Linked DNA regions of Homo sapiens: region 2 is linked to region 1. Evidence: chromatin loops called from intact Hi-C (ENCODE). Cell type or tissue: PC-9. All regions are shown on one strand. Each heading gives the region's core, and the rest is flanking DNA. Links, peaks and the distances in the headings are about the cores only.

Region 1 (16,787 bases), core at 5,962-13,961:
TGGGCTGATATGATGCTCCTGCCTTGGCCTCCCAAAGTTCTAGAATTACACACATGAGTCACTGTCCCCAACCTACAAAATTACATTACAATCATTTGTAATGACTGCTTTTTAATTATCTGACAAGTGTCAAAACAGATGTTGGCTGCATCATACAGGGTGAATTTCTCTGCAGTATTGTTTTCCTTGCAAATTTAATTAATTAATTAATTATATTTATTTATTTTTGAGATGGAGTCTCATGCTGTCACTCAGGCTGGAGTGCAGTGGCGTGATCTTAGCCCACTGCAACCTCCACCTCCAGGAGTCTGAGTGATTCTCCCGCCTCAGTCTGCCACCATGCCCAGCTAATTTTTGTATTTTTCGTAGAAATGGGGTTTCACTATGTTGGTCAGGCTGGTCTCTAATTCTTGACCTTAAGCACTTTGGCCTCCCAAAGTGCTGGGATTACAGGTGTGAACCACGGTGCCCAGCCCTTGCAAATTTTAAAAACAAATCGTGTCTTGGAAACCATCCAAGAAAAAATTAGTGAAGTATTCCAAGATCTAGATTGGGAATTATTGACCTAAGAAACTGGGAAAAAGAAATTGAGACTGGCAGGCAAAATCTATGCATTAATATTTTATTAAATTATGTAAAAAGGTCTGTTCCATCATCGGAGTTTTACCTTCTATTACTGCCACTCAAAATCTTTATTTAAGCTTCCCTGAGGAACCTATTAGGAGTTTTAAAACATTTTTATTAAATGTTTTTCTTATTATAAGAGAATGAATGTCAATTTCGGAAAATACAGAAAGAACAGAAATCAGTCCTGATCCAACTAGCCAGAGAATTCCTGTTCAGATTTTAGTGTATTTCCTTTCAGTATGCTCTTAGATATGTAACATCGTTGACATGCAATCTCTTTTTTTTTTTTTTTTTTTTTGAGACGGAGTCTCGCTCTGTTGCCTAGGCTGGAGTGCAGCGGCGCGATCTCGGCCCACTGCAGGCTCCGCCTCCCGGGTTCACTCCATTCTCCTGCCTCAGCCTCCCGAGTTGCTGGGACTACAGGCGCCGCCACCTCGCCCTACTGTTTTGTAATTTTAGTAGAGACGGGGTTTCACCGTGTTAGCCAGGATGGTCTCGATCTCCTGACCTCGTGATCCACCCACCTTGGCCTCCCAAAGTGCTGAGATTAAGGCGTGAGCCAACGCGCCCGGCCGCAATCTTATTCTACTTTTCTACTTACCATTATATCACAAGCTTTGCCCCCATGACTTAAAGGATAAATGGCATTCCATAATATGGACATGCAATAATTTACTTAGTCATTACCTGAATGGGTTTTTTGCAAATTTTGTTATCATAAATAATATTACCATAAGCATATTATAAATAGATCTTTGAATGCTTTGAAAATTATTTCCTTCAAATCATTTCCTAAAAGTAGAGTTATAGGGGATAGGTATAGTAGCATTTTAAGTCTCTTGATAAGTATGAATAAATTGCTTACTAAAAGACTGTAGCAATTAATATAACCCCCCCCACCCCCGAGTAGTATGTTAAACCATTGGACATTATCAATTTTAAAATTGTATCCCAAGCCAGGTGTAGTGGTGCACACCTGTAGTCCCAACTACTTGGGAGGCTGAGGCACAAGATTCGTTTGAGACTGCAGTGTACTATAATTGCACCTATGAATAGCCACAGCACTCCAGCCTAGGCAACAGAGAGACCCACTTCTCTAAAAACAAAACAAATAAAATTGTATCCTATTGTTACTTTAATTTGCATATAGGGAAGTTGAAGTTGGGAAAATATTTTCATTAACCCTTTATTTCTTCAAATGCTTTATTTTTTTCATTTCCCTTGTTCATCTCATTGGGTTTGCTAATATTTTTCTTATATATTTATATGGTTTCTTTAGCATGGCTCTTAACTAATCATCAGGTATATTTGCTGAAAGTATTTTCTTGGCTTGTTATTGCCTTTAATTTTTTAATGTATGGAAATTTTTATTTTTGCATAGTAAAACTACCAATATTTTTCTTCTTCTTTTCTTTTTCTTCTTCTTTTTTTAAGAGATAGCATCTCACTCTGTCACCCAGGCTGCTGGAGTACAGAGGTACAATGTTTGCTCACTGTAACCTCAAATTCCTGGGGTCAAGCAATCCTCCTGCCCCAGCCTCCTGAGTAGCTAGGACTACTGGCAAGCTCCATCACACTCAGCTGATTTTTGTTTGTTTCGTAGAAACAGGGTGTTGCTATGTTGCCCAGGCCGGTTTTGAACTCTTGGGCTCAATTGATCCTCCTGCCTTGGCCTCCCAAAGTCCTAGGATTACAGGCATGAGCTACTGCACCTAGCCTTTCTTTTTTATTTCTCTCATTGCTTTTAATCGTAGGAAGTTGTTTTCCTTCCCTTCTAATATGCCATAATACGCTCCTAATCTTTATGATTTGATGTTTCTGCATTTAATTCTTTAGCCACCAGGAATTATCTTTGATATGGTATAACTTGGCTGGGATTTAAAGGAATGGACGATATAGAGATACACAGTTCTCTTTAGCTCAGAGATTCTCTCTCAGTACTTCTTGATTTTATTTCAAGGTTTCTTAGTTCCTGAGACAGCACCTTTTTATGTTGGGACTTTTGGTGTCTTTGGAGTGCCTGGATGACTTTAAAGGGCATGTACATCTTTTTATTTATCTTTCTTCCTTCCACAGGGCTTAGTAGAGTGCTTTACTAAGAGACAGCCCATTCTACACCTCCCTGGAAGAGACTGGCACATGCCAAGCCTCATTTAAAAACTACTCTGAAGGCCAGCGTCCCTAAAAAGATCTCTTCCTCTGAGTTATTACTGATGCCAGAAATACCTGTTATTTCATCTCTGTGTTAAACGTTGCCCTCTCCTCAAGCTGTCTTTTAGAATGCACATTCACGTTGGGGTAGCGTGGTATATTAGTTTCCTGGGGTAGCTATAACAAGTTGCCGTAAACATGGTCACTTAACAGTTTTTTCTCTCTCACAGTCTGGGGGCTAGAAGTCCAAAATCAAAGTTTCAGCAGGACCGTGCTCCTTCTGAAGGCTCTAGGGAAGGATCCCTCCTTGCTCTTCCTAGCTTCCCATGGCTGCTGGCAATCCTTGGTGTTCTCGTTGGCTTCCCACTGCGTCACTCCAGTCTCCTCCTGCATTGTCACAGGCGTGTGGCTCTGTCTATAAGCAAATAGTAAATCCATAATCCATATGTGTTTGCTTTCCCATAACATGCTTACATTTTAAGCAGAGAATCAAAGTTTTTGCATGGTATTTCTTCGGTTGATCAATATCTTCCTTTTTCTACTAGTAAAACAGATAAACTATTGATAGGAAAGTGAGAGGACAAAATGAATAATCCATTGGAATGATTCATGTAATGGTTTGATGTCAAATATTTTCGGTTTTCAAAAATAAATGAGTTAATAGTAATTGCAGTTATGTGATTTTCTCATATTTAAAGTCTAGTAGCATAAATTGTAACTGTTAAATTTGGTAACAAGAGAAAAATATGGTCAGGTGCAGTGGCTCATGCCCGTAATCCCAAAATTTTGGGAGGCTGAGGTGGGAGGATCACCTGACCCCAGGAGTTTGAAACCAGCCTGGGAAACATAGTGAGACCTGGTATCAATTTACTTAAAAAATGAAAAAAAAAAAAAAAAGAGAAAAATATTTTGAGTGGTTCCCAAGTGAGGAAAACCTAAGATTTTCTTCTTTTAAAGAAAAAAACGGATGACAGATTGGGAAATTAATTTTGCTAATAAAATATTTTGATCCTTTTCAGTAAAAAGCAACTATCAAAGCTGGGAAAAATACCAATAGCCTTTATTCTTCCCTTTTAAACAATGTGTGAAATAGAAAATTTTAATAAAATTTAATTATCTCCTTTTTAATTTTATGAATTTCTCATTTTTAGAAGCATCTTTATATGTCCTACCATTATTCAGTTTATAAAAAATAAGTTTGTTTCCTTTTTGAATTATTGTTAATATTCTTTAAAATTTGGTACAAAGACAATATGAAGATATTTTAACTGAAGAATATGAATACAGTGGTTCTTTGTGTTAGATTGTGCCCAATTTTCACAAAGTGAAAGTTTCTACCTTCGTCTTGACTGCAGGAATAAAAATCTCCTGTGAGCAGAGATTGTTGACTCAAGAGTCCTCATCATTCTACCTGATGAGATAACACTCCCTAATTTAAAATATTGTTAAACAAAATAAATATTTTCTTGGGACAGAATGCTTTGTGGTTTAGTGACTCAACTCTCTCTGTACTGGAAGCCTCAACCAGTGGCACAAGAAAAAAACTTGTTTTGTATCATCCCTGACTGAAAAAAAAAAAGCATTTGTTTTATACCCACTGAGTACAGGTTATAGAGACAGAAGGTGATATGGTTCTTAGCTCCTAAAAAGCCTATGATTAAATTGAGAAACTGATATATGTTCCCGGAAAACCTAGATGAACACTTACTAAATAGTACTAGGTGCAACTATATGAAATTGCCATATTTGACTGGTTTTGACCTACAAAAATGGTATTTCATAATGTTGAACCTCGAAGTTCAAAACCACTTACTTTCTCTCCCCTGCATTATGCACATCCTTCAGTTCTCTGTGTCAAGAGCTGTACAAGAAGCCTGTGTTAAGCCTGGCAGTCCCAGCACCCAGCCCAGGGAAGACGTGGGGCTGGTGGCTTTCCCCTTCCAGGGCTGTGCACCTGCTGTGCTGCCTCTCTTCTTCTGCCCTCTACTCTCCCTCAGCTACATTATTTCCACATATAGAATTTTCCTTCCTTTAAAGCACATCCTCACCTTATTTGAAGCACTTTCCTTTCTTCCTCTCTCTCTCTCTCTCTCTCTCTCTTTTTTTTTCTTTTGAGACAGAGTCTCTCTCTGTCACCCAGGCTGGAGTGCAGTGGCATGATCTTGGCTCACTGCAACCTCCACCTCCTGGGTTCAAGCAAGTCTTCTGCCTCAACCTCCCAAGTAGCTGGGACTGTAGGCGCACACCACCATGCCCAGCTAATTTTTGTATTTTTTTGGTAGAGGCAGGGTTTCACTATGTTGCCCAGGCTGGTCTCGAACCCCTGATCTCAAGCGATCCACCTGCCTCAGCCTCCCAAAGTGCTGGGATTACAGGTGTGAGCCACTGCACCCGGCCCCTTTCTTTTTTTCTTTCCATTCTTTGTTTCCCCTTTCATTCCATTATTAATCACTATCACTCAGTTGATGGCTGTAAAGCCTAAAAGTAAAGCTAGTGATGCATTTGTGTGACGGAAAGGGAAAAACCATGAATCTTGATGTGAAATTAGAAATAATAATCATCAACATGTGGTAACAACAAAAGCTCTGTAAAGTCATGTTACAGCCTGTGAAAAATTCTCCACCCACCATCTCTTTCTGATGAAACTGATGTTTCTCAATAATCCCTATTCTTAAAAAGAGAATAATCTACACTTGAGAAAAATAGACACTATTTCTCACACCATTTTATTGCTTTCTTTTTCTTTTTAAAAACTAGTATTGAAACAATTCTGTGATTTATAACGATGTCCTTTTCTTTTTGCTGTAGTGTAATATTTCAGCTACATGAAATTGACTTTTAGGGGCTTATGAAACAGGATTTATTACAATCAGGGAAATCTTGGAGGAAGTGAATTTTGAAATTAGACTTGATGGAATTTGATAGCCAAAGATTACAAAGAGGAGAGGCAAAAGCATTAATAGAAAACCCAAGCAAAGACATATAAATAATGAAGCAAGTTGTATGTATGGGAAGGGCAAACAAATCTGTCTGACCACAGCTGGAAGTCTGAGGTGGAGGGAGGGGAGAAGGAGGTTAGAGTGGTATTGGAACACCCTTAGGGTGGGAATTTGAAGCTGACATTTGGAGCTTGTGACTAGCATCTTTGCAAGGACAACTTTATTTGGATAGATGGAGAGCAGGGATACTGTGATAATCTCTTTTTCCCTCTGCTTGCCTCTGCACCTTAGAGAATTTCTATTCATGAGAGCTGAGGTGATAAATATCAGTCCATCTCAGATTCAGCTTCACAGCCATTCTATTGTCTTCAGTCAGCAAAACTGTATCCCTGACGTGTTGCTAATACATAAAGATTTTTCATGAGAAATGATTTTAAATTAGAGTTCTCTTTTGAAACATTAACACCAGTTAATTGAACTAATTCATTAGGTATTTGATGACAATTCTAGTCGCTACATAAGGATATGTCTAGGAAGCCTTAAAGCAGCTTTGGTCCCTTGTGGAGTTTACCTACCTGGTGCAGGTGAGTGAGAGAAGCCAAAGATATGATTCAGACAATTATGAATTATGTACTAATTACTGATCATTTTGTATTAATCACCAGACAACTAGCAGGTGCTTGGAAATTGAGTAAGTGGAACACGATGAAACTGACAGTTATAAAAATTAATGTAAAAAATGAACCTCCATAAGAATTATTTTGAAAAACTAAAAAATATAAGGAAATCTCTCTCATATTGAAAATGATTTTTTTAGTTTTATATTATTATCAAAAGGCATTTACTATAAGCACCATATTATGTGTAGGAATGTTTTAGAGGTCTTGCAAGTAACCTTTAAAGACTCAATTCTTATAAAGATTTATAGACCACCATATAAAAGAATATATTGAATAGAGCCTTGAAACCTCTGAATTATAGCTGTGAGAAAGTTGAGAGTATATGATCTATAAGAAAAGTAGGTGTTTGTGAGTTCAGAAAATACAATAAATGCTAAAAAATGTTTGATACAAGGAAGAGTTACACAATTTCTCTTGAAACTTTATTGCTTCTGGAAATGCCATGAAGTAATGATGATTGCGGCAGTGTAAGTGCCATCAAAGCTCAGGATTGATGAAGATAATTATTTGAGTGCCTGGAAGGATTAACTAAGGCAGACGAGTTTCGTGCCAGGTTGTTTAGGGACCCCAGAGTTTAAGAGACTCTTACTAATTGTTGCTGGCATGAGTTTTGGACTAGAGAGCTAAGGTGGGGCAAAGGTAAACAAAATAGGCAGATGATGCATATTAAAGATGCTATAAAGTTAACTTCAAAGTGTGTGCCATCACCACAGACTTCTGGAAAATAATAACCAACAGACCAGTTTTGCATGTAACTATCGTGGTTAGGAGGAGGTGCTTTTGAACCAAAGCTTTATATTGACATTATTTGAAACAGTCATAAACAGCAACAGGCTCTGCAAGCAGCTGCTATCTTCATGAATCAAACCACCTTTGCAGAAAGCGCTTTGTATTCACTCAGCCAGCAAACTCTTACAGAGCATCTGTGATGTGACAGATGTTATTATATGCCACGGCAGAAACAAAGGGACTCATACCCAGGAGCCCCTTAAAGAGATGAGATGAGAGAAAGAGCCATCAGTGATAAGTAAGCTAAAATATAACAAAATTGCCTGGAATATAGGGTGTGTAGGGGAGCTACATTTGAAAAGTTAGACTGGGTCCAGAAGGTGAAAGCACTTGAATACCAGACAATGAAGTTAGGGCTTTATTCTGTAGACAGTGCTGAGCTATCTGTTGGTTTTCAAACCAGACAGTACATCAGGAAGATCAATCTATTTGTAAAGTTAGAATAGGTTAAAGGCTGCAGGAGACACTCAGTAGCAGAGAATAACTGGAATCTTACTAAACTGAAGACATAATGAAGTTTAGAAGTAGGATAGTAGTGGTTGGAATGCACAAGAGTAGATGGATGTCATACTGGTGAGGTGGAAGAAACAGTTTTCTTGTATTTATAACTGCCTCCCTGTCACTTCTTCCTCTAAAAGATTTACAGTAGTTTGCATCCAATTGACAATGCAAATAAATACAGATCAGAACACTAAAAGAATGATAGTGTGATAAGAGAAACAATTACTTTACAGAAACACACATTCATAATGTTTTATATAATTGTTAAAATTGATTCATGATCAAGTACATGGACCTCATTGTCTAAAAGACAAGGAGTGAAAAAGAGAAAAGCTTTTCTTGGCATTTCAGAATGAGAGAAATCTTTCCCTTCAGTCTCCATATAAAGGATATTAAGTAAGATGGTACCTAACATCCTTCTTGGCATCCCTGCAATAGGTCCAACCAAGAGTTCTACGTGGCTGCATCTTATAGTGTCCCTCAAAGCAAGTTCAAATGCGATGACAAAGGACCCCTTGATGAGTGATCAGAGGTGGATTGATTGGAGCAGGAGGGCTCAAAGATGACTCCTCAGAGTTGCCCCTGGTACTTTAGGACTATTTCTCTACCCTTGTGCCTATAACCACATAATTTTTTTTTCATTTTTAGTTTTTGTGGGTACATAGTAAGTGTATATATTTATAGAATACATGAGATATTTTGATACAGGCATATAATGTGTAATAATTGCATCAGGGTAAATGGGGTATCTTTCACCTCAAGCATTTATCCTTCCTTTGTGTTACAAACAATCCAATTATTTTCTTTTAGTTATTTTTTAATGTACAATAAAGTAGTGTTGACTGTAGTCACCCTGTTGTGCTATGAAATACTAGATCTTATTCATTCTATCTAACTGTATTTTTGTATCCATTAATATAACCATATTCTGCCAGGCTTTTTCCTCCTTGCCTGCTCCATGGTAATATCACCAGAAGCTTTGTTTGGTGCTACAAAGGCTAACAATTGAAAATACCCTCTTTTGCATTATTAATTTGTTATTCATGAGCTTAGTAAGATCATTAGTCTTTCTTTGGGGAGTATTGACACTGTCAAAATAAAAGCTACATTTTCTCTTCTCTGCCATTAGATGATAAGAATTTGAATTGCCTTAAAAGGAAAATTCCAGCAATCAAAAAAATCTTCTTTTGTATTTCGACAACTGAAAACAAAACTTGTCCAACTTGACTCTTATAAAGAGAAGCTGAAAAAAATGCCATGACCTTCAGCTTCTCTAAATCAGAGCATGTGCAATCACGCGTGAAACACAATACTCTTGATAAAACCGAGCCGTTCCTTGAGGCACAGACCTCGGTTCCTCAGTTCTCCTGGGGATTTGCACAATTCTCCTGGTTGTTTGGTCCTCGGCCTTGGCTTCTCTTTGCTTGTGCCCAGAATGAAATCATTTCTTCCTCTGGGACCAATGCTAATAAAGCCAAACCTTGTGGAACCTAGCCTGGTTCTGGGCGAGTTTCATGGTTCGTTAATCATGTGGAGTGATCCGAAATCATCAAAATCAACATACTAGTGGTCCTGAGATATTTTGCTTAACTTTCACAGACTCGGTAGCACCCAAAGCCTCGATTTCACAAGATAGAAGTATTAAGGCAAACATTTCCAGCCTTTGTTGGAGAGATGATTTGCATTCCACTGGTCAGGTGTGAGGGGGAACTTAAACATTTCTGCACCACACAGCATATTGGGAGATGGCTCCCAGCCTTCAGGCTGCCATTTTGAAAGACTTGGTGGCTCACACCTGTAATCCTGGCACTTTGGGAGGCTGAGGCAAGACAATCATTTGAGACCAGGAGTTCAAAACCAGCTTAGGCAACATAGTGAGACCCCGTCTTTACAAAAACCAACAAAACAAACAAACAAACAGACAAACAAAAACCATCAAAGTGCCCAGGAAGGTGAATGCAATCAGGAAGTAGAGGCTGACTGGACAAAAAAGGATGAGTAGAGGAGTGATATTCTTGTGCAACCACTAGATGGCAGAGTTTCTGCATTCTATTACCATTGGCAACAAGAAATACTTGGGTTAGTGGTGTAGCATCCTTTACATACCTGTAACTTTGAGGATGCTTTGTATTTTAAAAACTCGAATGAGCATAGCAAATTATTTTCATTTCCCCATCCAACTTGGAATTTTGTGATCGTGAAACTCATCTACTGAGAATTTAAAATTAGTCTCTGAGTGAGGAGTTGGGTGGGTTCTCTACTCCTAACTCTGTCATTAGCCGTGTGACTTTGAACAATGAATATCTCTGGGCCTCAATGAACTCATCTGAAAAATGGTATGGTTGGGTCACTAGATTATCTCTAAGGGATCTTCCAACCCAGACATTCTCCTTTCATATCTGAGCCTGATAAATATGCTAGCTCAAAGTACCATCTATATAATTCCTTATAAATTATTATTCAGGACATGTCAACTGACATTCATATGCATAATTACAATAGCTGATACTTATTGAGAACCTACTATATGGCAGTACTAGGCTAAGCATTTTACAAGTTTTACCTAATTTAATTCTCTTAACAATTTATCACTCCCATTTTGCAGATGAAGAAACTGAGGCTTAAAGAAGTAACTAGCTCAAGATCATATAGCTAATGGCCAGGCTGGTATGACTCTGAAATCTGTGTGTATACATTGCTATATTTGATCCTTTATTCAGCTGAGAAAAAATACAAATTTGAAGACAACACTGCTTCTGAAGGAAAAACCCATTCTGTAAATCCAAAATTCTAGGTTTTCCAAGGGAAATAGATTGTGGGGTTTTGTTTTATTTCTGGAGATGGGAGAGATTTACATGGCTCTATCCTCACACTGTCATTAGATGCCTCTTTGTGAGCCTGGGCTTCCAGTACCATGTACATGGGTAACCAGCAGGCACAACACTGTCAGTCAGTCACATGGTTTCTGAGGAACAATGTCTCTTCAAATCTGCAATAAAGTGACTGAACCAGGTAATCACCAGGGACTTTTTCAGGTCTAGCATTATCTGATGGTATGTGTCCGTAATCTAATACAGGGTCTAATGTTAGCAGGAAAGAGGTTGCTCAGTAAATGGTTGCTCTCTACCATTTAGCAGTTGCAGTAAAGAAACACCATGCACACTATTAGTGCCATTTGTTAGTGAATTAAGTTTTCTCCTTCCTTTGTGGCCAGAAAACTTATGCATGTTACAACCAATGCCTTAATTCAGAAGAGTGGTTCTAGTATCTGGTGTCTTAGGTTCCCTTGAGGAAATAATTCAATTCAATGCAGGTGGAAGCACTTTTTGGTAACTTTGAAATCACAACTCTGAGGCTCAGTTGAACACAGTAATAATTCTTTGGATAGACAATAGATGGCAGTACAGCATCAATTTATAACTTATAAACTATAGTTAAACCTAAACTTTTATGCTACATTTTATTATTTTGGATGTACATTACTATAAAACAAGAATTATTAAAAAACTTATTTAACTTGCCTTATATTAGGCTACACATATTTAAATGCTTAAGGAACAACTTGGTGGTGTAGACCAACATTAGGAAAACTCGAACTAGATTTATCAGGGCCACTTTCAAGGGCTTTGGAGAGGCCCTAGCACTGTCAATCTTGAGAAAGTAAGAGATTCTCTTTTCTTTTTATTAAAGAGGCCCGCCCCCTTCTTATATAAGCTTTAGGTCTCACAATTCTGGGATTTGTCTGAGAATAGCCATGCGGCTCTTTTAACTTGGGAAAGGGAAAACAGTCTTGCCGTTATTAATTTTGCTACCAACTTAATCTCCAGGGAGAGGGGCAATCTGGTTTTTTAAAGTAAGCCAAATAAAAAGGAAACATAATTGAATGAATTGGCAAATGTTCCACTTACTTCTAAGTCTGAGTAAAATCAAGTACCATACTTAACACTGAAACTTTCACTCTGGCAGTATAACATCTGTGCTAAAAAGAAAAGGGAGGTACAAAGGAGTATAATTAGCAAGTTAATAAATTATCCTCTGCTAAGACTGCAGACCAATATGATAGCATTTGGCGGTTGTTTTATGTTATTTACCCAAGAGGTTATTGTCGTTAATAAATGACCAGTTGTGACTATTCACAAAGGAAACTGTGCTTCCATTGGCACATAAATTTCTCATCAGGGAGCCAAGCTTAGCCTCTGTTATGACCACCTACACCCTACTCATCAGGAGTAAAACTAAAATTAACCCTTTGGGTACAAAAATAATAGAAAGAATGAATAAGACTCAGTATTTGATGGCACAACAGGGTGACTATAGTGATAATAATGTAATTGTACACTTAAAAATAACTAAAAGAATATAATTGGATTGTTTGTAACACAAAAGATAAATGCTTGAGGGGATGGATGCCCCATTCTTGATGATGTGATTATTACACTTTGAATGCTTGTACCTCATGTACCTCATAAATATATATATATATATATATATATATCTACTATGTACCCACAAAAATTAAAATAATAATAATGAAAACATTACCCTTTGGAAAAGAAAAGTTAACAAACTTTCCAATTGGTCTTTCCTGTTGCAAACATTTATTAAGGTTGGCTTTTAGGCTAGGGAGACTTATCTATGTGTAGTTCCAGAGGTAACCATTATTCGGAATTGAAAATATTTCTGCCCATTCGATAAGCCCCTATGTCTACTAGACCTTAATATCCTTGAGGGCAGGGAGTGGAATTGTTCACCTTTGTGTGCTTTGATATATGACATGTCATGGAAGATCTAGAAAATGCTGAAAGAATGAATGCTAGATAGTGTTACAAAGTTGCTTTAGGTCTTAGAGACCTCTTGGCACGATTTCAAGTGTATTATTTCTGTGTAATACATTGTGAAGGTTGTGTTTCAGGAGACAAACTTGTCCAGTAAGCTTGCTAGGAGTAGAAGGCCTGTGACTGACTCTAGAGAGGAAGTAGAACATGCTCCTGGGACGGCCTGAGTTTCCGGGGCTGGGCAAGAAGCTGCCCTGAAGCAGAGTTCTGTTTGCGAAGCCCACTCAGCCCACACATCCTGTGACCTTGCCTCACCTCCAACCAAGTCCTGGAGCAAACTGTGAAATCATGGCGTCCATGGCCAGGTGCACAGCAGCACTGTCTGGATCTGGGTCACGAGGAAAGGGAATTTAGCCAACACCCCATCATTCTCCTCCTCTCAAGGGGAAGCAGAGGTTATTGGGTATACCACACACACTCAGCAGTTCCTGTTTTAGAATGATGGTGAAGCAAGGGCCGTCCCTGGAACTGTCTGTGATAGTCCTCACCTCCTCTAGCCACTGAAAAACTAAGCCTTCCCCCAGGGCCATGTGTACCCTCCCATCTGGGAGATCATGACCCCAAGTATAGAGAACTGACTCTTGGATAGCACACTGTGTCGACTTAGTTTATCCCCCAAATCAGGAGAGCAGGCAGGTTCACAGGGTTCAACACGCTACAAGGCCCAAATTATGAAAGTTCCTACTCTGGTAGCTCAAATTCCATCTTAAATATGTGTCATCTCTACCTCTCCCAAAGTGTAGCAAGTGTGGGGAACATATTTCAAGACAAAGCTAGGGAGAGGATAGAATGCACATCGACATCCATTTCTACCCTCTCCCTTCTCCTTTTTTCCTAATTGAACCTCAGCTTCTTCAGGTGTCTAATTTCTGCACAGTAGTGTCCTTCAGGTCTCAGCCTCAAAGGGTTGGGTCCAGTGATCGGTTTAGTGCAGGTATGAAAAGAAGCCTGCTAGGTGGCTTCTAGAGGAGATTTCCCCCACTTCTAAGCAAGTTACACAGGAAGGAATTATCATACCTCTATGTGACAGCTAGAAATGTAGCAGTGACTAAATTCAGTAGCAAAGGAATACACTAGTTAAACCAACTCAGTCTACCCCTTTTGTTTTATATGTGATAATATATTTTGTTTTTTATCAGGCTTCTGTGAGTTGGACTGTTATTTCCAGGCAAAAGGATCCTATGTTTTAAGCAGGGATTGTATCACAAGCAAAATACATAGAAAAGGCTACACTTGCCAGCTTTTAATTATGTAATACGTAAGTATCTAGGAAGAAGAGATAGGTCTTTTTTGGAGTGCCCGTCTCCGACAATACAAAGCTTAGGAAGCACAGGTAGATTGCTTTTATCTCTCTTGTCACTTGGAGTCAGTCAATGGGCACATATGTTTTTCCAAAAAGGAAAACTATTAAGGGGAGCAGACTGCCTAACATTTGTGGTTGACTTTTCACAATGTGTAAGTCTAATCTATGGCCACACCACCCTAAATGCACCTGATCTTGTCTGATGTCAGAAGCTAAGCAGGGTCGGGCCTGGTTAGTACTTGAATGGCTGACAATGTGTAAGTCCACAGCAGTTGGAATAAGCTTTCAAGTCCTAGGAGTCTTCTCTTGTTTGCTACTTCTTTGGCATATTTGTGAGCAGAAGGACAAGGTGAACACTAACTTAGGGTACTGGAACAATTAATAAAAATAGGTCTTGATGTAAGACACATTCATGGTAAGACGATGACAGCATTTCAACTTTAAGGTATTTTTCAGTTGTTACTTAAATTCTCCTGAGCTATATGTGTTTCTCTTTCCCTTCAAAAATACTGTATTTAAATTCCTAAGAAGATATTAGCCTCACAGGTAGAAATGTATTTTTATATGTGTTTATATATGGCATAATATATTGTCTTTACTGTACACAAGTATTACTTTCATAGTATGAAACTAAAGGAAAAACAAAAAGAAATATATTGCTGCTAATGTACCTTTACATTTTATATAATGCAAACAATAGTGACTTTTTAAAAAAGTATGTACAGGGGCCAGGCACAGTGGCTCACGCCTGTAATCCCGGCACTTTGGGAGGCTGAGGCAGGTGGCTCACTTAAGGTCAGGAGTTCGAGATTAGCCTGGCTAACATGGTGAAACCCTGTCTCCAATAAAAATACAAAAAAATTAGCTGGGTGTGGTGGCACATGCCTGTAATCCCAGCTGCTGAGGCAGGAGCATCACTTGAACCCGGGAGGTGGAGGTTGCAGTGAGCTGAGATCATGCCACTGCACTCCAGCCTGGTGACAGAGTGAGACTCTGTCTCAAAAAAAAAAAAAAAAAAGTACACAATAGAGTTCCACAAATTATGCCCATCTATATCTCCCTTGCTGATATTACCATATTGATTAGATCTTCCTGCCCTTCTAAAGTGTTAACACTTTGCTCTATTCCTCTTTATATCCTTGCAACATTGTAGAAATCCCACAAAAGCTTCCGTTTCTGTTGCGAAATGCTGAGGTCTTGCATTTTTAGTTCTCTTTCTACTTTACTGGCATTCTTCATTCAAAGCTGTCATTCTGCTCTGGCATCTTTATTCCTGTGCTTACAAAATCTACCAAACCTTGGATCAGGTATGATGCTCAACTGCAGACAGCAAGGAACACCCAAGTCAAAATGGCTTGAAGAATAGGACGTTTATTATCTAACACAACAAGAACTCCAGAGATAGGTAATTCTGCTTCTCATTTCAAGAAATCAAGAGATAGGTATTTCCTCTCTGCTTTTTCCTCAATCTAGTCTCCTTAGGCTAATCCTGCACATGGTCCCAAGATGTTCTATCATATTCATCACATGCAGGCATGACACTGGCCTGCAGGAAAGGGAAACTTTCTCTTCTTGTAGAAGACCTTTTCCCCCATTTCTTCAGCAGACGCCTCTCACATCCCATTGGTCAGGACTGGGCCAGAGAAGCAGGGCAAAGTATGAACATTTTAGAGGGTCAGGGAGACATCAATCAATGTGGTAACATAAGCAAGACAGTTACATATGGGCATTTGCCTAAATCAGTTACTGGTGAGGGAAACTGGACACCAGGGTTAGAGCAATCCCGACTGACTACTGGGGCTGGGAGCAGCTTTCTCTGAGGCATATGGAGGATGAATTGCTGAACAAATTTAGGATTATTAGCAAAGGCAGTGTGTATGGGGGAGGTGGGAGAACAGTGAAGGGTTGGATAAAGGGAATGGCTTTGGGGTAGGCAACCATCAGAGTCTGTAAAACATTCTTTCTGCCTTTATTAGTTTCCATTCCTTTTGAATCTGATAAATATTATAATCCTAGGAACAGTTCCCATTTCCTGGCATAGTCTAGATTGTTTCTCTAACTGGGATTCAGTTCCCACTTTATTTCCAGTGTTCAGGAAACTTACAAATTTCTTTTTGTTATTTCTTAAAAGCCACGACATAGAACAACCAGGAAACTGGAAAATGAAATTGGATTACTTTCATGCCAAAATCTGTCTCTCCATCTAGTTTCTGTCTACCTCTATCTATCTCTAATTTGTTTTCTGCATAGGATTTAAAAGAATTCAGTTAGGCACAGGGTGAAGTCATCCAGGTTTATTTATAAATGTGCTATGAGAGCGCCAAATTATCTACAACGCCGTGTAGGTTTTGAAGAATGATTCATTATTTGGGCTGACTGGAAATATATTAATACATGGAGAAATATGCCTTTGGGTTTCTTGAGATTTTGGCATTGTTCATAGTGTATTGACATGACTGTGGTTCCGTTCTTTGCAGAGCTTTGGATGTAGTCGATGGAAAATATGTGGTTCGAGACTCCCAGGAATTTCCACTGCACTGTGGGGAATCCCAGTTCTTCCACACCACCAGTGAGGCGCTTGGTTCCTTACTTCTAGAGTCTGGAATATTTAAAAAGGTAATGCTTCATTTCTAATGTTTGACTCCCAAGAATAAACCCTTTAAAGAGCTAAAGCACTGTAAGATAGCCTGTCTAAGAAACACATACTTAAAAGTAATGGTATATATTGTATATCATAAATTATATATATCATATGTAATATATGTTATATAATATGTATTCTGTAATTTTCTATATAATTATATTTAACAATATAATAATTTATTATGTAATCTATTTTTATATAATTATTATATATATCATATATAACATTATATATCAAAGCACCATGATAATAAAGAATGAGCTTGGCCGGGCCTGGTGGCTCACGCCTGTAATCCCAGCATTTTTGGAGGCAGAGGCA
Region 2 (16,787 bases), core at 4,875-12,874, 110 kb before region 1:
GTCAAAGTAACCTAAGCTGAACATGCGCTCTCTTCTAGGATTCCCATCAGTTTCACCTCATAATCTAAATTGTTCCATATAGCTTAGAGTTTAGGTAGAAAGTGGTCGTTTTCTTTGTTACTTCATCGATGTCTGAGGGAGAAAATCAGCAAGTCACGTTGAAAGTAATTGAGATGCACTGCCATTAGCAGAGTGGGTCTCCAGCAGTCACTAGCAGTTAAAGTTTTCCGCCATCACCGTATCCTGTCTCAGTGTCAGTTTTAGGATCTGTACGGGGAAAGGCATCACTTCTTCCATTTGGCTGCACACTCTGCAGTGCATTCCCAGAACACAACCACACTTCTGTTCCTCTATCCGTTTATCCTTACTCAAATGATACCTCTCCCCTGCTAGAATGGAGACTCCTACAAAGCTGGCATGAATTCCTATACAAAAAGGCTACAAACTGGAGTTCCACCTGCTGGAACTGGAGAACCTGTATGATTGCTGTAACATACATTAACCTACTTCAGCATACAAAATGTAATATTATGAATGTGGTAGTAGTACATAAGCTTCGATTCTACTCACACAAACTGAGAATTCTAGGCTTCCATGATGGTCAGGCAGCAACACATTAAAAAGACCACACTTCAGGAGCACATATCACAAGGACGCCTAGTATCACCATCTTGATCCACATCGCTTGGTTTGCTAATTAGCATAGTGAACACCAGAGATGGGTTTTTATTTTTGGCTTCCCCAAAAGTATGATAAATGTTAAAAATGGGATCTCATGTATGCAATTAGCAAAATCTAAAATATATGGGATTTGGGCTGGGCACGGTGGTTCATGTCTGTAATCCCAGCATCTTGGGAAGCCAAGGTGGGCAGATCACTTGAGGTTAGGAGTTTCAGACCAGCCTGGTCAGCATGGTGAAACCCCGTCTGTACTAAAAATACAAAAAAATTAGCGGGGTGTGGTGGTACACGCCTATAGTCCCAGCTACTTGGGAGACTGAAGCACGAGAATCACTTGAACCTGGGAGGTGGAGGTTGCAGTGAGCCGAGATCGTGCCACTGCACTCCAACCTGGGCAACAGAGTGAGACTCCGTCTCAAAAATAAATAAATAAATAAATTTAAATACACTTCAGCTGCTTCCGAAGTGTGGTCTTTCTAATGTGTTGCTGCCTGACCACCACTGAAGCATAACAGAGGCATAGCTCGTTATATAGTGCTTCACCTTATTGCTCTTCGCAGAGTCTGTTTTTTACAAATTGAAGGTTTATGGCAACCCTGCATCAGGCAAGTCTTTTGGCGCCATTTTTCCAACAGCATGTGCTTACTTCATGTCTCTGTCACATTTTGGCAATTCTCCCAATATTTCAAACATTTTCATTATTATTATATCTGTTATGGTGATCTGTGATCAGTGGTCTTTGATGTTACTACAGTAATTGTTTTGGGGCAGTATGAACCACATCCATATAAGATGGTGAACTTAACTGATAAACACGTGTGTTCTGACTGCTCAGCCCACTGGCCCTTCCCCGTCTCTTTCCCTCTCCTCTAGCCTCCCTATTCCCTGAGACACTACAATATTGAAATTAGGCCAATTAATAACCCTATAATGGCCTCTAAGTGTTCAGGTAAAAAGAAAAAAATGCACGTCTCTCACTTTAAGTCAAAAGCTAGTAATGACTAAACTTAGTGAGGAAAGCAAATCAAAAGCCAGGACAGGCCGAAAGCAGGTCTCTTGGACTAAACAGCCAAGTTATGAATGTGAAAGAAAAGCTCTTGATGGAAATTAAAAGTGCTACCTCAGTGAACTCACAAATGATAAGAAAGCAAAACAGCCTTATTGCTAATATGGAGAAAGTTTGAATGGTCTGGATAGAAGATTGAGCCAGCCATGATATCCCCTTAAGCCAAAGCCTAACCCAGAGCAAGGCCCTAACTCTCTTCAATTCTGTGAAAGCTGAGAGAGGTGTGGAAGCTGCAGAAGAAACACTGGAAGCTAGCAAAGGTTGGTTCATGAGGTTTAAGGAAAGAAGCCATCTCCATAACATGAAAGTGCAAGGTAATGCAGCAAGTGCTAATGTAGAAGCTGCAGCAAGTTACCCAGGAGACCTAGCTAAAATCATTGATGAAGGTGGCTACACTAAACAACAGATTTTCAATATAGACAAAACAGCCGTCTATTAGAAGAGGATGCCATCTAGGATGTCCATAGCTAGAGAGGAGAAGTCAATGCCTGGCTTCAAAGAACAGGCTGATGCTCTTGTTAGAGGCTAATGCTGCTGGTGACTTTAAGTTGAAGCCAATGTTTATTTGCCATTCTGAAAATCCTAGGGCCCTTACAAATTATGCTAAATCTATTCTGCTTATGCTCTAGAAATGGAACACAAATCCTGGATGACAGCACACCTGTTTATAGCACGGTTTACTGAATATTTTAACCCCACTATTGAGACCTACTGCTCAGGAAAAAAGAGTCCTTCAAAATATTATTGCTCATTGATAGTGTACTTGGTCACCCAAGAGCTCTGATGGAAATGTACAAGGAGATTAATGTTGTTTTCATGCCTGCTAATAAAACATTCATTCTTCAGCCTATGGATCAAGGAGTAATTTTGACTTTCAAGTCTTATTGTTTAAGAAATACATTTTCTAAGGCATTAGCTGCCATAGATAGTGATTCCTCTGATGGATCTGGCAAAATAAATTGAAAATATTCCGGAAAGGATTCGTTATTCTAGATTCCATTAAGAACATTTGTGGGCCAGGTGCAGTGGCTCACTCCTGTAATCCCAGCATTTGGGAGGCTGAGGCAGGAGTATCACTTGAGCCCAGGAGTTCGAGACCAGCCTGGGCAACATGATGAGACACTATCTCCATAAGTAATAAAAAAGTTAGCCAGGTGTGGTGGCATGCGCCTGTAGTCCCAGCTACTTGGGAGGCTAAGATGGGAGGATCACTTACGCCTGGGTGGTTGAGGCTGTAGTGAGCTGTGCTCTGCACTCCAGCAGCCTGGGTGACAGAGTGAGACCCTGTCTCAAAAAAAAAAAAAAAATGAACATTTGTGATTCATAGGAGGAAGTCAAAATGTTGCCAACCTTAACAGGAGTTTGGCAGAAATTGATTCCAATAATCAAGTATGACTTTGAGAGGTTCAAGACTTCAGTGGAGGAAGTCACTGCAGATGTGGTAGAAATAGCAATAACTGTAACTAGAAGTGAGCCTGAAGATGTGACTGAATTACTGCAATCTCATTGTAAAATTTTAACAGATGAGGAGCTACATCTTATGGGTGAACAAAGAAAATGGTTTCTTGAGATAGAATCTACTCCTGGTGAAGATACTGTGAACACCGTTGAAATGACAACCAAGGATGTAGAATATTCCATAAACTTAGCTGATAAAGCAGCAACAGAGTTTGAAAGGATTGACCCTAATTTTGAAAGAAGTTCTAGTGTGAGTAAAATGCTATCAAACAGCATCACATGCTACAGAGAAATCTTTTATGAAGAGCCAATTACTGTGGTAATCTTCATTGTCTTATTTTAAGAAATTGTTGCAGCCACCCCAACTTTCAGCAATCACCACCCAGATCAGTCAGCAACCATCAGCATTGAGGCAAGACCCTCTAACAGCAAAAAGATTACCACTTACTGAAGGCTCAGATGATGGTTAGCAATTTTTAGCAATAAAGTATATATATTTTTTGAGACAGGGTCTCACTCTGTCGCCTAGGCTGGAGTGCAGTGGCATAATCATGGCTCACTGTAGCCTTGATCTCCCAGGCTCAAGCGATCCTCCTGCCTTAGCCTTCCAAGTAGCTGGGACCACAAGGACATGCCACTATGCTTGGCTAACTTTTAATTTTTTTGTAGATATGGGGTCTTGCTATGTGGCTCAGGCTGGTCTTGAACTCCTGGATTCAAGCAATCCTCCCACCTCAGACTCCCAAAGTGTTGGGATTACAGGTGTGAGCCACCATCCCTGGCTAAACCATTTTTAAATTAAGGTATATACATTTGTTTTTTAGACAATACTATTGCACTCTAAATAGACTACCTTATAGTACCTATAATATAAACATTAATTTTTATACGCATTGGAAAACCAAAAGAATTGTGTTACTTTTTAGCACTCTTTATTTTATTGCAATGGTCTGAAACCAAACCCTCAATATCTTGAAGGTACGCCGGTATATATTTTAAAAATCACAATTTGGAGCAGCTTTTCTGTGACTACCGTGTGAACTCTACAACACCGTATGCAATTCTATCACCGTTACAGATAAAATGTAGGGTTCCATTGAAAAATAGCGTGTTATAAGACACTATATGTATAACTCCAGTTACTGAATCTTCTCTACCTGTCTACACAGATGGATTCCACAGGGTTAAATTAAAGAAATATGCCAAATATTATTTAGAGATACGTATACACTCAAAACTATTTTTTTTTTTTTTTTTTGAGACGGAGTCTCGCTCTGTCGCCCAGGCTGGAGTGCAGTGGCGCGATCTCGGCTCACTGCAAGCTCCGCCTTCCGGGTTCATGCCATTCTTCTGCCTCAGCCTCCGGAGTAGCTGGGACTACATGCGCCCGCCACCATACCCAGCTAATTTTTTGTATTTTTAGTAGAGACGGGGTTTCACCATGCTAGCCAGGATGGTCTCGATCTCCTGACCTGGTGATCCGCCCGCCTTGGCCTCCCAAAGGACTACGATTACAGGCGTGAGCCACCGTGCCTGGCCTACACTCATAACTATTATGGATTTGTGTTCTAATTTTTCATCCTATAAATTAATATTGTCTTAAAAAAATCTTTGTATCAGATTTTTTTACTGTTTCCATATGAATTTTTTTCTGTAAAAAGCTCCAGGCTCAGTATGGTGGCTCACGCTTGTAGTCCCAGTACTTTGAAAGGCCAAGGCAGAAGAATTGCTTGAGATCAGGAGTTTGATACCAGCCTTGTCAACACAATGAGATCCCATCACTACAAAACATTTTTAAAATTAGCTGGGCATGATGGTGCCTGCCTGTAATCCTAGATACTCAGGAGGCCGAAGTGGGAAGATTCCTTGAGCCCAGGAGTCTGTGGCTACAGTGAGCTATGATTGCACCACTGCACTCCACCCTGGGCAACAGAGTGGGACACTGTCTCTTAAAAAAAAAAACAAAAAAAACTCTTAATAAAGTCTAGGATGAATCAGCCAGGCAGTTTTTCAGTCTGTTTTTTTCAATGAACATCAGAAAGAAAAATAATCTGGGAAGTGTAAAACTGAAGGACAAGTCTTTAAAAAAAAAAAGTAAAAATAAAAATAGCCTGATTTCTAAAATAGTAAAATAGATTCTTGCAATAATGCGTTGTTGTCAACAGGTGTCACTGTCTACCAGAGGTAAAGCTCAGAGCTCCCCAGCCAGCAAGGCCAGCCAACAGCACCCTCAATGAGGTAAAGATAGGCCAGGTGCGGTGGCTCACGCATGTAATTCCAGCACTTTGGGAGGCCCAGGCAGGTGGATCACATGAGGTCAGGAGTTTGAGAGCAGCCTGGCCAACATGGCAAAACCCTGTCTCTACAAATAAACAAATTAGCTGGGCATTGTGGTGTGTGCCTGTAATCCCAGCTACTCAGGAGGCTGAGGTAGGAGAATTGCTTGAACCCTGGAGGCAGAGGTTGCAGTAAGCTGAGATCGCATCACTGGACTCCAGCCTGGGCAACAGAGCTAGACTCTGCTAAAAAAAAAAAAAAAAAAAAAAAAAAAAAAAAAAAAAAAAAAAAAAAAAAAAAGATGTAAAGATAGTGTTTCCCAGTAGGAAACATCTGGTTATTGTAAAAGATCTTGTGAAATCCTAAAAACGTTCTCACAACAAAATTATTTTAATTTCCAAAAAAAAAAGGCTTCTAAACCTTGTGAATATTAACTCACATTCTCTTTTTTTTTTTTTTTTTTTTTTTGAGACAGAGTCTCACTCTGTTGCCCAGGCTGGAGTGCAGTGGCGCGATCTTGGCTCACTGCAAGCTCCACCTCCCAGGTTCATGCCATTCTCCTGCCTCAGCCTCCCAAGTAGCTGGGACTACAGGCGCCCATCACCACGCCCGGCTAATTTTTTTTTGTATTTTTAGTAGAGACGGGGTTTCACTGTGTTAGCCAGGATGGTCTCAAACTCCTGACCTCGTGATCCGCCCTCCTCGGCCTCCCAAAGTGCTGGGATTACAGGCGTGAGCCATCGCGCCCAGCCTCATATTCTCTTTCAAATCCATCCCCTTTCCCTCACATTCTCTCATTGGTTTGATTTGGATCATCGGCTTGTGCAGCAGAGCAGAGTGGTTGAGATATGAACTCTTAAATTCTTGCTCTGACATCTATTACCTATATGGCCACAGACAAATGAGTTAACCAGGACTGGCTACATAATTTCTGATGCCCAGGGCAAAATGAAAACGAGGGCCCTTTGTTTAAAAATTAAGAATCTCAAGATGGAGACAGCAGAGCATGAAAGCCGGTGCCAGGCCTTGTGCAACTGAACAGGTCGCATGCACAAGAACTTAGCTCTTATGTAACTTTTCCAAGCCTCCACTTTTCCATTTTCCTCAAGCTAAAATAAGGAAAATGATAGCACCTGCCTCGTGGACTTGTGAGGATTAAGTGAAATGATGCACATAAAACGTTTATCGCAGTGCTTGGCACATAGTAAGCTCTCAATAAATAGGAGCTGCTGTTTTTATGTCCTTCACTAGACTGTATGCCTCTCCTCCCCTGTGCCAATCCATTTTACAACCTGCTGCCAGAGTAATCTTCTTTAGCACAGTTCTGATTATGCCCCTGCCCTATTTTTATAAAAACTAAATCTTCACTGCCTACAGAACAAAATCCAAATCTAACCCGAATCCACTTTTCCAGCTCCTCTCTCGTCAGCTGTCTGGCTCCCTGGTCTCTCTCTGAGCTCGGTCCTCACATCCCTGTGCCTTTGCTTACCATGTTCATTCTGCTAGAAATGTCCTTTCCCCAGGGCTGGGGGGAAATATACAGGGATCTAAGTCACAGATCTGCCTTGGAATTGCTTACAACCTAAACTGGGAAACAGAGCATTATACAAGAGATGTAGCAAAGCACAAGGCAGGAGTGGTCAAGGGAAAAAGTGTCATAAAAGCTCAGAAGGAGCAAAAGTCTTGACTAAAATGGCACTTTTAAAAAAGCATTTCTTTTCATAGTTTTTAAATGGTTACTATATTATATATAGGCTATATGTTGTATGTATCAAAACCCATCGCTCCATAGATTCTTTACAAAAATATGATTCACACTTTTAAGTTTTTACACAATAAACTTGAAAGAGGGGGCAACATGTTTTTTTTTTTATTAATAAACTTCATTTTTTTAAGGCAGTTTTAGGTCCACAGCAAAATAGAACAAAAAGTAGAGAGAGTTCCCATATATCCTCTATATCCCCCCACCCACACGCACACAACCACCCCCACAATTGACATTCTGCACCAGAATGGTACATTTACTACAATCAATGAAACTGCGTTTACACAAAATTATCACCTGAAGTCCACAGCTTACATTATGGTTCACACTTGGTGTTGTATGTTGCATAGGTTCTCACAAATGTATGACATGTATCCACAATTGTAGTATCATATGGAGGAGTTTCATTGCTTAAGAATCTTCTGTGCTCTGCCTATTTATACCTCTCTCTTTCCTAACTCCTGGCAATCAGTTATCATTTTACTGTCTCCACAGTTTTGTCTTTTCCAGAATGTCATACAGTTGGAATTAGGCATTATATAACCTTTTCAGATTGGTTTCTTTTACATAGTACTATGCATTTAAGTTTCCTCGTGTCTTTTCAGGGTGCAATGTGTTTTTTAAATAAAATATTCTAAAATCTAATTCACATTTAATTATAGAGTGGGACATTTAGATGATTTCTCTTTTTACTTTAAAACGTACTAATTAAAATTTAATAGACACTTTTATCAACAACTGTTACGCTGAGGATCTTTCTGTGGGATAATTTGCCTACATATATTAATTGTTAGAATTGGCAGAGATAAGTTTCTAAAGGCTGTCTTTGAATGTTAAGGACGAGCAGCATTTTTTTTATGTTTATTTTTTTTTCTTGAGACAGGGTATCACTCTGTCACCCAGGCTGCAGTGCAGTGGCGTAATTATGGCTTACTGCAGCTTCAACCTCCTGGACTCAAGCCATCCTCCTGTCTCAGCCTCCCAAAGTGCTGAGATTACAGGTGTGAGCCACCACACCCAGCCAAATCTACTCTTTTTTCAATGGGATTCTTTCATGCTCTACTTGTCACACACTTCTATCCACCATTTATGCACCCTTATTTTGTTTACTGCCTTATTCTAGGCAGTTTTCTTACATTCTTTTCATCCACTGACTATAACATGAAGTTTCTGTATTACTGAAAGAGAGATACAAGTAAAGTATCATTTTCTCCACACTCCAACCCCTACCCAGCAATTTAAAGTGATTAGTGTTCTCATGGAACAGTGTGTCCATTAATTCAATTGGCTTTTTGATGCAAGGCTGTGCAAAATACTCAGGATACTAAGGTACATCAGAAATAATTTCTGCCTTCAGGGAACTCACATTCCAGTGTGGGAGAGAACTGACAAGCAAACAAAGGACCGCAGCAGTCCCTCACAGGCTGTAATTAAACTACATACAACTGCCATCAGAATCTAGCTTCAAGAATAACTAGCAGCAACATGTAAGATAAACCTTAGAAGTTAAATGAATATAACAGGTAGACAAGGAAGGAAAGGGCTTTTAAGCCAGGGCTGTAACCAAGGGGTTCATGGTTCCAATTCAAGGATTTGAAGATTTGGTTGGGAAAATAGTTTCATCTTTATTTTCAGTAACCTCCAGTTCGAAATTTAGCATTTCCTTCCATTATAAATTCAGGCCACAAACTGGAGTAGTATTGGCAATATTTGTAACTTGTCACCAATAGAATCACAGATATATTCAACTCACATTGCAGTTGATTCAGATCCTTGAAATATTTACTATTCACTACTTTGAAATTACAGTAGTTACAAGGCTCACTGTAAGACCTTATTATTTATTGCATTAACAAGGAAACAATATAACACAACTTTGTGTTCCTAATATTTTGATAACTATATATTAACATATTGGGGTTTCTTTGTAGCAATGTGTATGTTGATGCCTTTAAATACATTATTCTTAGATTTCCCAGACAGTCTAAGATATGCATTGCAAAAGAAAAAAATGAATAATTAAATAAGGTCAAGAATCCTGCTCTAGGCAGAGGGAACAAAATACACAAAGACACGGAAGGTGTAAAATATGAGGATTTGTTCAAAATTAAATCCCCAGTGCTGTCTTTTCTTTATCCTGACTTTAAGTTCTGCCCGCTCCTGTCCTCTTACCCTCTTGCTGCCACTCTTCCAGTTTGGCACAGCTGTCAGTCTTGCCTTCTTCCACTCTATTTTCTTCACTGTCTTCAAAACGGGTCCATGTAAAATGCCACGATGCTTGTGCCGCTGCTACTTAGGTTGAAGGTGGTAAGGAAAGTCTGGCCTGCTTGGCCTTCATCTGATACTCTCCCTCTGTCCCCGAGGCCCCTCTGTGGAGTCTTGGACTCCCTGGGATGCAATCTGAAAGCCTGGAAGAGAAGTGTGGCCTTCAATATCCTCCAGGGGGCGTTCTTTACCTCTCCATCTGCATCTCCTACCCTATGCCTCCCGGAGCTCTGAGTCTCTCGCCACAATGAATCACTTTTTAGTCTTCAAAAAGCTCACCCTTCTGGTACAACCTTATGCCCTCTTTTGCCTCCAATAAACAGGCTACTTCTTCTGCCTGGGACAATACCTCTCACCACCCCTTTTTCCTGATTAATTCCTACTTAGCTGTTAGATGTCACTTTAGAGGTTTCTTCCGGGAAGCTCTCTCTACTTCCCCCAAGAATATCGCCTTATTATGTGCTGTCTTAACAGTATTTACCTTCATTTTATCATTGAATAGTAATAGACTTTTGCTGGTCTGTGTCCCACAGAATGCTGCACTGTCTTTTCTGGTTGGCACTGAGCCATTCATTACTCACTGTTTAATTCCCCACATTGTAACTGACATATAGCAGGCATTCAGTGGTTTTACCGGTGAGATGAATGAAGCTGGAATTATTGTCCAACCTTACATCAAGAGAAGGATCAGAAGCCAAGGAAAGGAATTTGGACTTCATCTTCCAGACCTCTAGGTTTTTCAAACTATTAGTTATAATCTGTTACTAGATTGTAAGATTAATTTAGTGGTTTGCAATAATTTCTTGTGTTAAATAAAATTTTGTAGAACAGAACAGAATAGAATAACATAGAAAATATCAAAGTGCATCACAAGTAGCAGGAGTAAGTTTGTTTCATAAAACTTTTACTTTAGTTATATATATTATGCATACACGTGCATATCTTGAATAAGAATGTGTTTATTGAGTCCTGATGTGGAATGTTTTTATTCCAGTGGGTCATGTTAAAAAGGTTCTAAAGACACTGTAACCAGAGGGGATCCACGGAAAGTCTCAATCAAAGGCATGATATGACCAGATGTGTGGTTTTGGAAGTTTTCTCAGACCGTAGTGAGTGTTTGTTTGTTTAATAGACAGGGTCTTGTTCTGTCACCCAGGCTGGAGTGCAGTGGTGCGATCATAGCTCACTGTAGCCTTGGACTCAAATGATCCTCCTGCCTCAGGCTCCTGAGGCAGCAAGCCTCCCTGAAAGCACCAAGGATTTTTAGGGCATAAAATGACTATGCATGATACTAGAATGGTAGATACATGTCATTAGAAATTTATCCAAACCCCTAGACTGTACGACACCAAGAATGAACCCTGTAGTAAGCTATGGACACTGCATGATAGATGTGTAAATGCAGGTTCATCGATTGTAACCTACAGGCCTTATTTATGTAGTTAGGACTGTCCCAGATAGCTGTGACTACAGGCCCAAACCAGCACACCCAGCTAACATAAAGTGTGTTTTGACTGGCGATGTCTCTGGAGGCAATGGGAGCAATTGAAAAACTACCACAGTCAACTGGGAAATGATGACAAAGGCAAGGCAGTGGGATGAAGAAGAGGGTGGAAAGAAGAAATGTTCAAGAGGAATAATCAAGGACTTTAGTGACTGATTGGGTGAGTTTGTGAGGGCGGCTGAGGTGTTAGTGTTCAGGCTGTTAACCAAGACCAATGCCAAAACGAGATTACCCACTAGCAACACCAAACGCCTGCAAGGATGTGAGCAACAGGAAGTCTCATTCATTGCTGGTGGGAATGCAAAATGGTACAGCCACTTTGGAACACAATTTGGTGGCTTCTTACAAAACTAAACACAATCTTCCCATCTGATCCTGCAATTGGGCTCCTTGGTATTTACACAAAGGAGTTGAAAACTTGTGTTCATACAAAAACTTCTATCCATATGGATGTTTGTAGAAGCTTTATTCACAAATACCAAAACTTGGAGGCAACCAAGATATCCTTCAGTGGGTGAACGGATAAACTATGGTACATACAGACAAATAGAATATTATTCATCACTAAAAAGAAATGTGCCATCAAGTCATGAAAAGACATTTAATGAAACTTAAATGTATGTTGCTAAGTGAAAAAAGCCAGCCCAAAAAGGCTACATACTGTATGGTCCCAACTACACAACATTCTGGAAATGGTAAAACTATAAAGACACTTAAAAGACAAGTGATTGCCCTGTGTGGTGGCTCACGCCTGTAATCCCAGTACTTTGGGAGGCTGAAGCTGTTGGATCTCCTGAGGTTGGGAGTTCAAGACCAGGCTGGCCAATGTGGCAAAACTCTGTCTCTACTAAAAATACTAAAATTATCTGGGTGTGGTGGTGGGCACCTGTAATCCCAGCTACATAGGAGGCTGAGGCCAGAGAATCACTTGAATCTGGGTGGCAGAGGTTGCAGTAAGCTGAGATCACATGGCTGCACTCCAGCCTGGGCAACACAGTGAGACTCCATCTCAAAAAAAAAAAAAAATCAGGGGTTGAAGGGAGGGAGGGATGAACAGGCAAAGCACCAGTGACTCTTAGGGCAGTGAAACTACTCTGCATGACACTAGAATGGTGGATATATGTCATTATAAGTTATCCAAACCCCTAGACTGTACAACATCAAGAGTGAACCCTATGGTAAGCTATGGGCACTGTGTGATAATGATGTGTAAATGTAGGTTCATCAGTTGTAAACTACAGGCCTTATTTATGTAGTGAGGACTGTCTAAAATTAGCCCATGAATCACTGTCTCTAAGCATTGTTGTTTGCTGAAGTATTAATATTAATGATACAAAGAAATTATAAAACTGATAAGAAGAAAATTTTTAGCATGTGTTCCCTAGAGCTCAAAGTTGGTTAATGTCACTCTGGTGGGCAATGTTGTTAGTGGGGGGCTATACCTGTGTGGGGGCAGAGGATATATGGGAAGTCTCTGTACCTTCTATTCAAATTTCTTATGACCCTAAGAATGCTCTAGAAAAACTAAGTCTAAAAAAAAAAAAAAAAGAAAAAAGAAAAACTAAGTCTATTAAAAAGGTGGGGGATTACCTGCAAAGTATCCTTATGGAATTTTATGGTAACATCTAAAGAGATCTAGAGTTTGAGGGAGCAGTCTAGACTGGAGGCATTTTCTTAAGAAGACATTTATCACTCATGTTAGTCTGGGTCCTCCCAGAAGCAGACTCCAGGACAGGATTAAATTTACAAATATTTCTCTAGGAGAAGTCTCTGTGATAGAAAATGTAGGGGGGTCAGGCATGGTGGCTCACGCCTGTAATCCTAGCACTTTGAGAGGCTGAGGCAGAAGGATCGCTTGAGCCCAGGAGTTTGAGACTGGCCCAGGGAACATGGGGACATCCCTGAAAAAAAAAAAAAAAAAAGAAGGCCAGGCTCTGTGGCTCAAGCCTGTAATCCCAGCACTTTGGGAGGTGGAGGCGGGCGGATCAACTGACGTCAGGAGTTCAAGACCAGCCTGACCAGTATGGTGAAAACCTGCCTCTACTAAAAATACAAAAATTAGCCGGGCATGGCGGCACATGCTGTAATCCCAGCTACTCAGGAGGCTGAGGCAGGAGAATCACTTGAACTCCGGGGGGCTGAGGTTGCAATGACCCAAGATCACACCATTGCACTCCAGCTTGGGCAACAGAGCAAGACTTGGTCTCAAAAAAAAAAAAGAAAAAGAAAAAGAAAAGGAAAATGTAGGGAGAGAGGAGGGGCTGGGAAAGCCAGCTGTCAGTGGAGCAAAGGAGCAGGTGGATAGAAGCCAGTTTAGCCTAAGGTAGGTGCAACAAGAAATTTTTAGATGTCTCAAGCCAAAGTCATCAGTCAGAGGAGTCCCATGGAATAGGACTGCCCTCTAATCTCCAGCATGCTCAGTCCCTGGGCCCTCAATCAATCACTCTCACTCAGTAAAGATCTGTGAAGTGTATTCTCCTGACCACCACCACACTTTAACAAATACGTCTTATTTTAATATATACACATCAGTGTAAACAAAAGTTCAACACAATAAACTGTTCTTTGCCATCATGAAGTTCTGAGGGGCAGTGCATAGCTTTGCGTCTCTTGGCCACGGTTTCAGACCTTTCCTCTTCCCCTCTAGATGTCTCTGTAGTTCCTGATACTCAAATACCAGCTATTTAGGGATTAACAGATAAACCTATTCTTCATGCATTGCTGCTACATTGCTTTTTTGCCTACATGTCTTAATCTGATACTTCATTTAAAAAGCAGGATGTTTTGACCAGGCGTGGCAGCTCATGCCTGTAATCCCAGTACTTTGGGAGGCCAAGGGAGGTGGAACACCTGAGGTCAGGAGTTCAAGACCACTCTGACCAACATGGCAAAACCCTGTCCCCACTAAAAATACAAAAATTTAGCCAGGTGTGGTGGCATGCGCCTGTAGCCACATTTATTTAACCTTCCTAAGCTTTATTCTTCTCACCTATGAAATGGGGTAACAATAGTTGCAACCCTATAGTATTGTTATAGTAATAAATTATACATATGTTATATATACATAACAAATAAACATCTGTTTATATATGTGCTGTATGTTATATGCATATTTATATTTATATATATATACAATATTACACAGTGCCTGGTGTATGGTAAGCACTCAAAAAATTAACCATAATAATAACTATTGGCTGGGTGTGGTGGCTCATGCCTGTAATCCCAACAGTTTGGGAGGCCAAGCATGGAGGATTGCTTGAGCCCAGGACTTCAAGACCAGCCTGGGCAGCACAGGAAGACTATGTCTCTATTAAAAAAAAATAATAATAAATATTAATAACATCATTGTTTTTACCTCCCTGCTATTAGACTTACTCCCCTTTTTCATGTTAATTAATTAATTAATTAAAGCTTTCCTAAAGTATTTCCTGATCTTTAGGAATCTCTCACATAATTGCTAACATTTTTTTGGCACCCACTTTGGGCACCTTTATAGTATTTGAAATTTGACAGCAGGTGGCAGAAAACTCAACCAAAATTAGATTTTTAGTTGTTGTTCACATTACAAGAAGTCTAGGGCTTGGGTAGTGGCCCCATGGTAGCGTCATTGTTCCAAATGCTTCTTTCTTCCTGCCCTGCAATCCTCTGGGCCATAAGATGGGTTTGGCTTCTTTGGCATAACATTCATGTCTCAGGAAGGAAGACGAAAAGAAGACAGAAAGGATGGAGGCCAAGGACTTCCTCCTCTCAAAGGTTTACCATTCCATTCAAGGAAGCAAATCCTCGCCACAGATGTTCACCCACATCTAACTGGTCGTGATTGTGCCAAATGACTACCTCTATCTGGAAAACAAGCTGGGAAATCAAGTACTTTTAGTTAGAGAGTGTTCTCACCTCAAACAGAATCAGGGTAATGTTTTGAAGAAGGGAGAATGAGTATTGGCAACTAGCCATGTCTGGTACATGAGCTCATTTAATTCTATTTTAAAATGACAGTCTGTCCAAGATCCAGTACTATGGACTTGAATCTAGAATTCCATAATTGAGGTAATGGGTACATCAGAGCCAATGTCAATTAAGTAGGAGGAAATAAATTATACTAGTTTTTAAATTGAATTGATTGATTCATTTACGCAAAACCTCTGGATGCTAAATAAATGTAGCAACTGATGGGCTGCATTATCCCATGCATAAATTACCCATAACTAGCCAGTTAAGCAGTGTTTGAAACTGGCTGCTTATTAAGCCACTTTATTATGCCATTACTACAGTATATGAAATTATATTCTATGTTTCTGAGTAGGGAAAAGAACCCACACAGCTCGTTGCTTATGTGTTACCTATTTTCATTCAACAGTCTCAAATCCTTTTTCAGAACAAAGCAAATATGAATAAACAATCTGGTAACATGTAATTCATACAATTTAATAAGCATTGCAAATGAGAAAGGAGAGTGTTATTTTCATTTCTTCATATAATAATTACATCCTCTCTTGCAAAGCCCTCACTCATCTGGAAGAATTATATAATGTTCTCAATTTACCATAGGTAGTCAATGCTTAGCCTGTGTGGTATGTAGATGTATATCTTAGTTTCAGGACAGGACTGCATCCAAGCAATTTGAATGTGTCAGGTATGAGTGTCGTCCTATAGTTATTTAGGCCAAGCTAGGAAGAAGGCGGAGTAATAGTGGACTAAGGTATGGCCAAGACATAAGACAAAAATAAAATTTACTGTTAGTTTTTATGTATTAGATTAGTAAACTAATAACTAATGATAAAAATTTACAGCAGCAACTTCTTTACTTTATCCCTTAATTATTTGATGTTTCTTAGTCTTAGGTGTCGAACTAGATTTTAACCTCCTGAAGAATGTTTCTGGTCCCACATAAAGCACTTAACACTACCTTGGGCAATGCTTATTGATTAACTGAAAGATGTATTTATTAAAATTTTCAGTGTTAACTCCTAATTGCCAGTAAATTCTCTTTCCTTTTTCTCTTGAAAAAGTAGTAATCAGCCAAGTTCTTTTTTTTTTTCCTTTGAGACTGTGTCTTGCTCTGTTACCTAGGATGGAGTACACTGGCACACTCACGGCTCACTGCAGCCTCAACCTCCTGGGCTCGGGCGATGCTCCCACCTCAGCCTCCCGGGTAGCTGTGACTACAGGCACACACAACCATGCCTGGCTAATTTTTGTAGTTTTTGTAGAGATAGGGTTTCACCATGTTGCCCAGGCTGGTCTTGAACTCCTAACCTCAAGGGATCCACCCGCCTCAGCCTCCCAAAGTGCCGGGATTACACACCGAGCCCGGCTGTAAATTCTCTATAGCTCATGCGAATCCCTGAATTAAGGCCTTGAATGAACTTTAGGATATAAAGTTAGGATGATATCCTTTAAAGTTAGATGACTTTTTAATTTTTTGCGAGTACACGGTAGGTGTATATATTCATGAGTTATATGAGATATTTTGATAAAGGCATGCAATGCATAATAATCACCTCAAGGTAAATGTGGTATCTATCCCTTCAAGCATTTATCCTTTGTGTTATGAACAATCCAATTATACTTTTAGTTATTTTAAAAGGTACAATTAAATTATTATTTACTATAGTCACCCTGCTGTGCTAGCAAATACTAGGTCTTATTCATTCTTTCTAACTACTTTTGTACCCATTAACCATTCCCACTTCCGCCTCACCGCAACCCCACTACCTATCCCAGCCTTTGGTAACCATCCTTCTACTCTCTATCTCCATGGGTCCAGT

What was found. Peaks named below come from ENCODE experiments on the same cell type or tissue, not always from the same donor. Only the 100,000 strongest peaks of a DNase experiment are listed, where the experiment ranks them.
Region 2: a loop joins it to region 1, with 12 times the contacts of the local background. A loop is called at or near these places in 36 of 110 quality-filtered maps.

The regions. Positions count from the first base shown.
Region 1 is chr6:106,435,392-106,452,178 of GRCh38, forward strand. It overlaps CRYBG1 (crystallin beta-gamma domain containing 1), which reads left to right. Exons shown (of 22, transcript NM_001371242.2): 2 at 16,303-16,441. LOC105377924 (a long non-coding RNA gene) reads right to left here. Exons shown (of 2, transcript NR_134603.1): 2 at 16,105-16,424. It also overlaps the pseudogene RNA5SP211. Among named protein-coding and RNA genes, the nearest start is that of CRYBG1, 83 kb to the left of the region's middle. RefSeq lists an enhancer at 12,479-12,980. In PC-9, for the core only: CTCF peaks have their summits at 9,777, 9,987, 11,080 (motif pointing right) and 11,282; a DNase peak (open chromatin) is centred at 9,740.
Region 2 is chr6:106,329,831-106,346,617 of GRCh38, forward strand. No RefSeq gene overlaps it. Among named protein-coding and RNA genes, the nearest start is that of ATG5, 12 kb to the left of the region's middle. In PC-9, for the core only: CTCF peaks have their summits at 5,369, 5,572, 9,669 (motif pointing right) and 9,872; DNase peaks (open chromatin) are centred at 5,401 and 9,731; H3K27ac peaks cover 388 bases.